2 separate regions of the Homo sapiens genome follow, and region 1 is linked to region 2. Evidence: chromatin loops called from intact Hi-C (ENCODE). Cell type or tissue: gastrocnemius medialis. All regions are shown on one strand. Links, peaks and the distances in the headings refer to the core of each region. The heading gives the core; the rest is flanking DNA. Region 1 overlaps ARSG (arylsulfatase G). Region 2 overlaps ARSG (arylsulfatase G).

Region 1 (5,373 bases), core at 150-5,149, 58 kb after region 2:
TCACCTTTTTTCCCCCTCCTGGCCACTGTCTCCATTTAGTTGGACTAATTAATAAGCAATAAAATGACCTTGTTATTTGGAAAGCTTTCTTTCCTCCCAAGTCTATCTGGGCAGGCTCAGGCCAGTTCATCATCAGGGGTCCTAATTAAAGTCTGAAAATACATTGTAAAGCAAAGCTGGAAATACAGAGCCAGACATTACAGCAGCCTGTTAACAAGAAAATCAACGCAAATTAAGACACAGCCAGACAGAAACCAAAGCAACTTGCCATTGCATAAATTATGTGTATTAGAATCAGGGAAGGCTAGCACTGGAAAGGCTGCCACAAAAGCCCCGGAGAGACATAACGTTGCAAAGTTAAGCGTGTCCAGCCTTCATTTACAAGGAATTTAAAATAGATGATGGGGTGTTCTGTGGCAACTCTGACTGGAATAAAAACTGTCCTTGTTCCATTCATAATTTAAAGGCATGGACGTGAAAATAGGTTTTTAAAATCTTTTGCTGCGGCCTTTGTGTGTAAAGGGACAGGGTTGGGAGATGGGAACTGGAAAGTAGCTGAAATAAAACTCAGAGAACCAGCTCAGCCCAGCCTCCACATTGCCTTCTGTTAAATGGGAACACAGCTGACTTATTCCTCAGAAGGTTGTCAAGTGAGATCATTGAGATCATGGATACGCAGGCCCTTTGTAAGCTACAAGCAAATGTGGCAGCAAATAGTGAACTTGGTGCCTTTCGTCTACTCATTCATTCATTAATCCATTTATACTCTTTTTCTTTTTGTTTCTTTCTCCTTTTTTTGAGATGGGGTCTTGCTATGTTGTCCAGGCTGGAGTGCAGTGACTATTTACAGGAGCAAGGATAGTGCACTGCAGCCTCAAATTCCTGGGCTCAAGCGATCCTCCTGTCTCAGCCTCCTGGGTGGCCTCCTAAGTAGCCACCGCACGTCACCACATCCAGCCTCTTGTTCTTTTCCAGAAAGGATTCCTGGCAGCTGAGCTTGGTTATGGTCCTTGGCAAATTTCTCCTTTCCTTTTCACAGTCTCATATATATATGCACATTCACATTCAAGGAAGCACACACACAAGGTATACGACAATGCGACATACACATAGGCATCTATAAGCCTCCTGAATCTGACATCTCTCTCCATTGCCACAATTCTGAGTCAAGCCATCCTGGAGATCACTGCAACGTGACCCCCGCCCTTCCAGCCACCCAGGTGGGCCATCCTGGTAAGCTGGAAAATCCCATCTCAAATTCTCAAATGTAGGTGGATGACTTCAGTCATTCAGGATCCCCACAGCTTGCAGGATCATGTCCAATCCTGTAAACATGTATATGACACACTGTACCAGATGCCCAGTCCCTCCATCCAGTCTCACACTCCCAGCCCTGCCATACTCAACTGCTAGAATGCAACACCCCCCGGAGAGTGAGGGCTTTTGGTTGTCTGGATCACAGCTGTGTTCCCAGCACCTGGGACAGTGCCCCGAGGGAGATCCTAGGAATCAGGTCTGGGTCTTTTCTCTTGCCTTCCCTTCTGCCTACAACACTCTCCTCTCCCTTCATTTTAAGTCTCAGCATTCAAGTCTTAACAGATAATCTTTACTCATGACCTCTTGACTTTGCTCTAGAGAAATGACTTTTCTCTTCCTGTAGCCCCACGGCACTATCTTTTTTTTTTTTTTAAGACGGAGTCTTGCTCTGTCACCTAGGCCAGAGTGCAGTGGCACGATCTCGGCTCACTGCAACCTCCAACTCCCAGGTTCTAAGCGATTCGCCTGTCTCAGCCTCCTGAGTAGCTAGGACTACAGGCGCACGCCATCACGCCCGACTAATTTCTTTTGCATTTTAGTAGAGATGGGATTTCACCGTGTTGCCCAGGCTGGTCTCGAACTCCTGGGCTCAGGTAGTCTGCCCACCTTGGCCTCCCAAAGTGTTTGGATTACAGGCGTCAGCCACCGCACCCAGCCACGGCACTATCTTTAACAGGATTCCTCACTGCAAGCTTTATCACCTAAAAGGTGAGAAGCCCAGCAAGGGGCCTTTCTCTTTCTTGACTGAGACCAATCTATAAGTGATATGCTAGTTCTATCCCCTAAGCTGTCAATTCAGATACATCTACCTCAGGTTATAAAAGCAAAAGGAGTAGGAGATATGGCAGGAGTCTCCACTCTCACAGCACACTACCCTCCTGCATTCTAAAGGCTGGTTTTCTTGTCTTTATTTGCCATCAGGCCATCGGTCCCTTAAGGGCAGAGCTGGCTAGGGTCTCCCAGCAGTTGTCTCACGTCCTCCTCTTCGTAGAGATTCACTGTTGAATGACTGTATTTGGGAGGCTTAAAAGAGGAACTATTAATAGCAATTGGACAGGCTACTTTGAGCTTGCAGTTGGTTAAGCAGGCTGGCACCAAGGCCCCACTGGTTAATATTTCAGTTCCTTTTCTTTTCTCTAAGATTGGCTACCATCTAGGTCATTGTGTTCCTGCCTGTCCCCATCTATCAAACAGAGCCATGAGGTAAAAACCTGAAGTCCCTTTTGTTCAGCACTTACCTGGCCCCAGTTGAAAGGTGGGCATGACATGATTTTGATTCTATTTGACCTATTTACTCAAGTGCAAAAACATAAAGTCGCCTGTCCCACCATGCCGAGAGCTTACAAAGAGAAGTCAGGATGGGACCTCCCAAAGCTGGCCTCTAGGGGATAATGGTGAAGGTCAGAGGACAAGAGGATTTCTCTCCAGTGAGGGTCCTCCCAACCCTGAATCTGAGTTACTGTCAGGGTTAGGAATACAGCTGAAAAGGAATTACATGAAAGAGGAAGCGGCCTGCTCTCCCTAATATTGGTCTTGTTTAGACTGTCCTTTCTGCCCTCGTCCCCATACTGTCCACCAGATATCAAGACCTCATCACAATCCCCTGCAGTGTGACTGCCAACCTGGTTCGCATCTTCCATTAGGTTACTGCCAAATCCCCAAGGCAGCAGGGTGGCTGAGAAAAAGAGGTCTGAGAGGTAACAGGGTGCATGAACTCTTGCAAAAAGCCAATTCTGAGAACACAAATCAAGCCAAGTGTTCAACTAAATTGACAGCTCAATTCATTGCTCACTGAGGCCCGTTTTAGAAACAGCCTCAAGTCCCTGGGAGCCCCTGACCTTCCTGTGGCAAATATTGATCTTTGATTCCGAGCTAAGCCACTGCCCGTAACTCCTAGCAGCAGCAGCATTGACTTGACTCAAAATTAAACCAGGGGTAGAGAAGGGGGAAAGCAGAGAAGAAATGAGATCAAGGCGCAAAGTTAACATATTGCAAATCAACGTACATAAGTAAACATGATTACAGTGTGCTGTCACCTGCACCTCTGAGTCAGCCTGGCAGACAGTTCAAGCAAATGGGAAGTATCTGGGCTTCGCTGCCTGTGGCCACCTCTCTCTCACGATCACTGGGCATTCTCTGTCTCTCTCCCAAGAGACCTGTGAGTCATTACTGCCCAGGAGCTCAAATCCCCATTCAGAAATCCTAGGCCATTGCCTGAATCCAGCCACCCAGCCAGGAGTCATATGCAAGGCACTTCCCAGCCTGAGAATTTTCAAGAAATAATGTCACTTGTTTATCACAGGTGAAACCAGCACTGGCTTTCCCTGGGTCTGAGATGTGCTGCCAGCAAGAACCAAACTAGTGTTGTATCATCAGGGTTATTCACCGAGCTCTCAGAGTTATCTTAACTAATTTCAGACTGCATGAAGAGCTGGAAATGATGCCAACAGAATGCATTGGTCCTCTTCTCTTTTTTAAATCATGAGCAATTCATCCTCTGTCCCCTATTGTAATGCAAGTTGCTTTCATCTCCTGTTTTACTTGATTTTTTTTTTTTTTTCCAAGACAGAGTCTCGCTCTTGTCGCCCAGTCTGGAGTGCAAAGGCACAATCTCAGCTCACTGCAACCTCCACCTCCCGGGTTCAAGAGATTCTCCTGCCTCAGCCTCCCGAGTAGCTGGGATTACAGGCACCCGCCACCACGCCCGGCTAATTTTTGTATTTTTAGTAGAGACGGGGTTTCACCACATTGGCCAGGCTGGTCTTGAACTCCTGACCTCAGGTGATCCACCGGCCTTGGCCTCCCAAAGTGCTGGGATTACAGGCATGAGCTGCTGCGCCTGGCCAATTGCTTAACATTTTTAAGTTTTAGTTGATTACTAAGTCCCTGACATTTTCATTTAAATTTCATTTCAATTATCTTCTGGCTATCTTATCATTTTTAAACTGATAAGTGTTCAACAGCACAGCCCAGCTCAGATCTACAAAGGACATTGGCAAAATGACATCCCACAAGGTCAACGGCAAAATAGGTTGGCTGCTTAACCTACTGACATGTGCGAGGGGACTTGGGGCCTTGCGGTGCATACATGAGCAATCTCTCAACACTGGGGGCCCTAAACGACAACGCCCTCTGATAAAGAGATGTTTGCTGATTTGCAGTAGCTTTGGGTTTTTCACATACAAAAAAAAAAAAACAAAACAGTTCATCATTATTTTTCATGTAGTCAATCTTTGAGCTAGCAAACCCACAAACCACATAATCGACCCCCACATGGCAGAGAGCTGATTATAACAGTAAAAACACTTCGTCTCTCTCGGCCTCAGTTTCTCCCAAAGGGATATGGTGACATGAATGCTCTTTGACCTGGGCTACTGTAAATGGGCTTAAGGCTGTGGGATTTTAGGCCATAATCCCTATTTTATCTCCATGTAAATAGAGTTTAGAAGTCTGAAAAGGGATACCAAAATATGAAGTCACCGAAAGATTCTGCTTTTCTTCCCCCAGATTCCTTTCTTCCTTTAACAAATAACGACATCATAATTGTGGTACGGATGGTGCCCTTTCTGTGCAAAAATGGGCAAATCACATCTCCTGCAACCAGGTTAAAAACAAACAAAAAACGAATCGTGTGCGCTGGCCACAAACTAAAAGGGAAATGTTACTGAGACCTTTAGGTGTTGACTTGGGGATTTGGTCTAGGAATGAGAAGAAACAAGCAGATTCTAAGAAGCCAGATGAGTCCTACAGCTCAACCTGGGGAAGGGTGAGAGTCTGGGAATAGATAGAGCAAGGTGCTTTTGGAACAGACGCTGAGAAAACAGGCCTCACCCTCCAGCCAGAGGAGGGAATTGTGACGAACAGGGGAGCAGGGCCGGTGTCATAGGGAATCATAAGAGCTAGCACCCATCAAGCACCAATACATGCCAGGGACCCTTTTGCTGCCTTATATGACCTAACTTATTTCCTCCTCACCATAGCCCTGTGATGTAGGTGCCATTATTTTCCCATTGCAGAGATAAGCATACTAAGGTCCAGCAAGGTTTAATAACTAGC
Region 2 (5,373 bases), core at 278-5,277:
AGGAGGATGGCTTGTGCCCAGGAGTCCGAGACCAGACTGGGCAACATAGTGAGACCCGTGTCTCTACTAAATAAATAAATAAATAAATAATTAGCTAAGTGTGGTAGTCCCAGCTACTTGGGAGTCCTAGCTGGTAGTCCAAGTTACTTGGGAGGCTGAGGTGGGATGATCGCTTGAGCCCAGGAGGTTGAGGCAGCAGTGAGCTCTGATTAGATCACTGCCCTCTAGCCTGGGCAACACAGCAAGACTGTCCAAAAAAAAAAGAGTAAAGAAAGAAAGAAAGAGAGAAAGGAAGGAAGGAAGGAGGAAGGAAGGTAGAAGGAAGGAAGGAAGGAAAAAGAAAATTGGAAGAAAGACAAAATATATTTTCTATTCATTAAGTGGAAGTGGATCATCATAAAGGGCTTCATCCTCGTTGTCTTCACGTTGAGTAGGCTAAGGAAGAAGAGGAGGAGGAAGAGGAGAGGTTGGTCTTGCTGTCTCAGGGGTGGCAGTGGCAGAAGAAAATTCATGTATTACGTGGACCCATGCAGTTCAAATCCGTGTCGCTCAAAGGTCAGTTGTACGTATCTCACAGGGCTGTGGGAACAGTTATATAAGACAGTGTACATAAAGCTTCAAGCAAGGTACTTTTGCATAATGCCTGCCAGAGAAGTGCCAACCAAATTACCTGTAGGGAGAAAATAGCAGAGATCACAACCTCCGACAGTTTGGTTGGGCATGCCTAGTGTTTTTCATTTAACTAATGCTGAATGTCATTCGACAGGGTCCTCTCTCCAGCATATTGAATTCCTAACACTGCCCATAACTGACAAAAACAAACATGTGTTCCTTTATATCACCTGCCTGGCCCACAAAGGCATTAGCATTTGTGACTGGGTAGAGTGCCTGTTCTGAGGAGTGCACATTCTAATAACCTTCTAAAGAAGCAGGCTTTCAGCCCAGTGCAGTGGCTCGCACTTGTAACACCAGCACTCTGGGAGGCCGATGCAAGGAAGATCACTTGAAGCCAGGAGTTCGAAACCAGCCTGGGCAACAAGCAAGACCCCTCTGCTCCATCTCTGTAAAAAAAAAAAAAAAAAAAAAAAAAAAAATTGTAGTGTTCCAGGCATGGTGGCACACACCTGCAGTCCCAGCTACTAAGCTACTAGGGAGGCTGAAGCAGGAGGATTGCTTGAGCCCCGGAGGTCAAGGCTGCAGTGAGCCATGATCAGACCACTGCACTGCAGCCAGGGCAACAGAGTGAGACCCTGTCTCTACAAAAATAAAATAAAGAAGCAGGCTTTGTTTCTAAGTGTAGTATGTCCCCTTGCCAAGGATGCCTACAGTGTACTCGTTTTCTAGAAACACAGGGCGGCCTGGCCTCTATTCAGACCCAGGACTCCGGCTGGCCTGGGGTGGCCCTGAGTATGGGATGAGGACATTCCACCAAGCCTGGTGGCCAAAGGCCCAGAAAGAGACGCAGTTTGACTTCCTCTAGGTCCCTATCAGCAGGCCCTGTCCCCAGCCAGGGCCAACAGCCAGAGTCCCTTATCCCTTGCTCTGTCACCTCACAGCACCTCTGACTTTTCCCCGCCCCACCCCCGACCCCAAACTGGACAGAAGGCCCAGGATGCAGAGACTGCTTCCCAGCGGGAAAGGTTATGCAACAACCTGATAGCATCAAATTACAAACAACCAAGGTCTCCTAGGAGCCTGGATGCCAAATTCAACAGAATGTTTCCTCATCACCAAGGGGGAGGAAGGAACAGTTCTGCTCTTCAAATAAAACGAGAAAAGATTTTCCAGACAGAGGAGCAGTCAGTTAGGGGAAAAACAAGGTGTTGGTTCTGTCCTGGGTAGGAAACAGATCTGGCATGGAGAAGGGAAGGCGGCTGCTGGGAGAGCCAGGCCTCCTGGACCAGGCTGTGGACTCAGAGACAGCAGGGGTGTCTGACTCGTGCCCTTCTTCTTCGGGAGAAGGCAGGGCTGCTTTGCTCTGCCCCCGCCCCAGTTCCGTTTCTCCTCACCCCTGCAGGGCACAAGCCAAGTGGAGCATTCTCAGTCCACACGCACGGGGTGAAAAGATGACTCCAGGAGACGCTGCCTCATCCCATCAGCTGAGCTGGGCGGCTCGGCCAGGAAAGGAAAGGGAAGACAAGCAGGGGGGCCTGGGGGCCCTGAGAACAGGGGAAGACAGCACGTGGCCTGACGCAGCAGCCTGGCTTCAGGGAGAAAGTTGCACGACTCCGGGTACTGTTTGTCCTACTCCGTTGCGAAAACATTGACCGCCTTCTCTCTTTCATCTGCTCTTGAGTCTGGCCCCTGTACAGTGAGCCGTGCAGATGTCCCACTGATGGGGAACTGGGTGAAGAGGAGCAGGTGACCAGAGGGACCCCAGCCCCCTTGACTCACAGGACATGGCCACCTGCTGAGCAGGGCGCTGCCTGGCTTCCCAGAGCTCCAGCAGCATTCCAGGCAGAGAGGAAGAAGGAGGCTGTGGAATAGTTAGTTGACAGGAAGCCGCTTTGGAGACTGAGGAAGAAGAAGTATTTACCCCCAGGCAGCAGCCTTTCAGGCAAAGTTCACTTTCAGACTCCCAAGAAAAGAGGGCAATGGCATCCAGCCCCAGCCCGATCATGAATTCAAGTGCTGTCACCCACCGATCCCACATCAGAGTTACTGGGAAGGCCTTGCCCCAAAAAAGAATGTTATCTTGAGGTGCCTGAAATTCAGCTTCAGAACAAAGTTTCCCAAGAGTTCCTGAACACTTTTAAAGTTATCTGTATGCGATTTAAGTTGCCTGATCCTTTTGTGGGGGAATCTTTTTCAGGGTGTTTGCCAATCCCCTTCTAATGCTTCTATGGGTGGGGTTCCGCCAGGTTGTTTCAGCCAGGAATGAAGAAATTTAGTCTAATGGGGGTTATCATTAGAGGCCAGGTGCAAGGCTGGGAGCCTCCTGGGCAGTACCCCCACTGATTCTCCCAACAGTCCATGGAGAATGGTCCACAACCCCACCTAATGAGAAGAGGATGCTGAGCCCTGAGCTGAGTCAAGATTCAAGCCCAGCCTGAGCCTCCAAACCCTCTCTGCCTCCCACCGATGTAGAAAGATTCAGACTGTTGCAAGGGCTAAAGACTTTTCCTTGACAATTGCTAGGTTCAAAGAGCAAGATAGGATTTTCCAGGTGGCTGAGGAGTCGAGTATAACAAGGTGTGCGTGAGAGCAGTCACGTGACTTGGAGAATGAGCCAGTGATGGTCAGAGGATGTGGACCCCTCCATTGCTGGCTGGCCTCGGGGATGCCTTCCATTCTCCTTGGCCTCAGTTTCCTCATTTGTCCAATAAGGTGGTTGGAATAAAGATCGCTGAGGTCGGCCAAGCACGGTGGCTCACGCCTGTAATCCCAGCACTTTGGGAGGCTGAGGAGGGCAGATCACTGGAGGTCAGGAGTTCAAGGCCAGCCTGGCCGACATGGTGAAACCCCGTCTCTACTAAAAATACCAGACATGGTGGCGGGTGTGGTGGTGCACGTCTGTAATCCCAGCTACTCAGGAGGCTGAAGCAGGAGAATCGCTTGAACCTGGAAGGTGGAGTTTGCAGTGAGCTGAGATCGCACCTCTGCACTCCAGCCTGGGCGACAGAGCAAGACTTTGTCTCAAAAAAAAAAAAAAAGATGACTGAGGTCTTTTCCAACTTTGGCGTTCTTTGAACTTGGGGATATTCCTGGAGATTTTGTCACTGGCTTCTCTCATTGGTCATTTTGGATCAGTGGAAATGAGGCTGGTACTTGCCCTTCTCCTTGTTCTCAGCTCCCCTGATATAAGAGGGATCTTTTAAAAAAAAATTGAATAGTATGCTGGAGGGGGAGTGGGAAATGGTGAGCAACTGTTTAAAGGATATGGGGTTAAATAAAATAAATATATATATTTTAAAAGCTAGGCATAGGACAGGTGCAGTGGCTCACACCTGTAATCCCAACATTTTGGGAGGCTAAGGTGGGAAGATTGCTTGAGCCCAGGAGTTTCAGACCAGCCTGGGCAACATAGCAAGACCCCGTCTCTACAAAAAAAATTTTAAAAGGTAAAGAAAAATTAGTTGGGTATGGTGGTGCATGCCTGTGGTCCCAGCTACTTGGGAGGCTGAGGTGGGAGGATTGCTTGAATCCAGGAGGTTGAGGCTGCAGTGAGCTGTAATGATGCCACTGCACTCCAGCCTGGGCAACAGAGCAAGACCCTATCTCAGAAAAAAAAAAAAAAATGCAGGGGGCGCAGTGGCACACTCCTGTAGTCCAAGGTACTCAGGAGAATGAGGTGGGGGGAATCCCTTGAGCTCAGGAGTTTGAGGCTGCAATGAGCTATGATCGCGCCATTGCACTCCAGCCTGGGGGACAGAGCAAGACTGTATCTCTAAAATATTAATTAATTAATTAATTAAAGGATATAGGGTTTTCTTTTGAGGTGATAAAAGTGTTTTGGAACTAGACAGATGTGGTCGTTGCACAACATTGGGAAGGTGCTAAGTGCTACTTAACTGAACAACTTAAAATGTTAATTTTATGTGATGTAAATTTCACCTCCATATTTAACATTAAATAATGTCCCTCCCACTCTTAAAATCTTCCCATGGTTCCACATTTCCTTAAAATAAAAGCCAAACTGAAAAGATCGTTGAACGCTGGCCCCATCTCTCGCTATTCTCCTTGGTCGCCACAAACTCCAGACTCACAGACACAGGGGCAGCTCTAGGGAGCGGCTCCTACTCCCCGATGTTCCCACCCCTGCCCGGGCTGCTGCCCTCGCCCAGAGCCTCTTCTCCTGCCAATTCCTGGCTGTCTCCTACTCATTCTTCAAAACACAAATCACCCCCAGGGAAGCCTATTTGCTACCCAATATGGTAGCCACTAGCCACATATGGCTACTGAGCCCTGGAAGTGTGGCTGGTGTGACCAAGGAATTGAATTTTAATTAAATTGTATTAATTTTAATTTAAATAGCTATATGTAGCTAGTGCCTGACATACCAGACTGTGTAGCTCTAGACAGGTAGTTCTCAAATTTTAACCTGCATTATCGCCCAAAGGACTTGTTTAAACACAGATTCCTGGGACCCATCCTGAGTGCTTCTGATTCTTTTGGCCCGGGGTGAAGCCCTAAAATTTGTACTGTTAACAATTTCTCAGGTGGTGCTAATGATGCTGGTTAGGGACCACACTTTGATAACCATTGGTCTAAAGTTGAAAGTTCTACACTCAGATGATTCTAGACTCATGGTCTAGATGTAGATGTTCTGGACTGGTGGTTCTCAAAGTTTGGTCCCTGGACCAACCACATCAGCGTCACCTAGGAGAACCTTAGAAATGCAAAACTCCCATCAGCAACCCAGCCCTCTTGGGT

What was found. Peaks named below come from ENCODE experiments on the same cell type or tissue, not always from the same donor. Only the 100,000 strongest peaks of a DNase experiment are listed, where the experiment ranks them.
Region 1: it touches region 2 in a loop (5-fold over the local background); 10 of 110 quality-filtered maps call a loop at or near these places.

What each region holds. Positions count from the first base shown.
Region 1 is chr17:68,316,606-68,321,978 of GRCh38, reverse strand. All of the region lies in intron 2 of ARSG (arylsulfatase G), which reads right to left. Among named protein-coding and RNA genes, the nearest start is that of ARSG, 28 kb to the right of the region's middle. RefSeq lists a silencer at 3,117-3,411. In gastrocnemius medialis, for the core only: a CTCF peak has its summit at 2,693; DNase peaks (open chromatin) are centred at 1,431, 2,408, 3,038 and 3,438; H3K27ac peaks cover 4,602 bases.
Region 2 is chr17:68,375,143-68,380,515 of GRCh38, reverse strand. The region is part of intron 8 of ARSG (arylsulfatase G); the gene reads right to left. Among named protein-coding and RNA genes, the nearest start is that of MIR635, 47 kb to the left of the region's middle. RefSeq lists an enhancer at 1,779-2,298. In gastrocnemius medialis, for the core only: no CTCF peak of the experiment used is centred there; DNase peaks (open chromatin) are centred at 1,435 and 2,155; H3K4me3 peaks cover 818 bases; H3K27ac peaks cover 3,721 bases.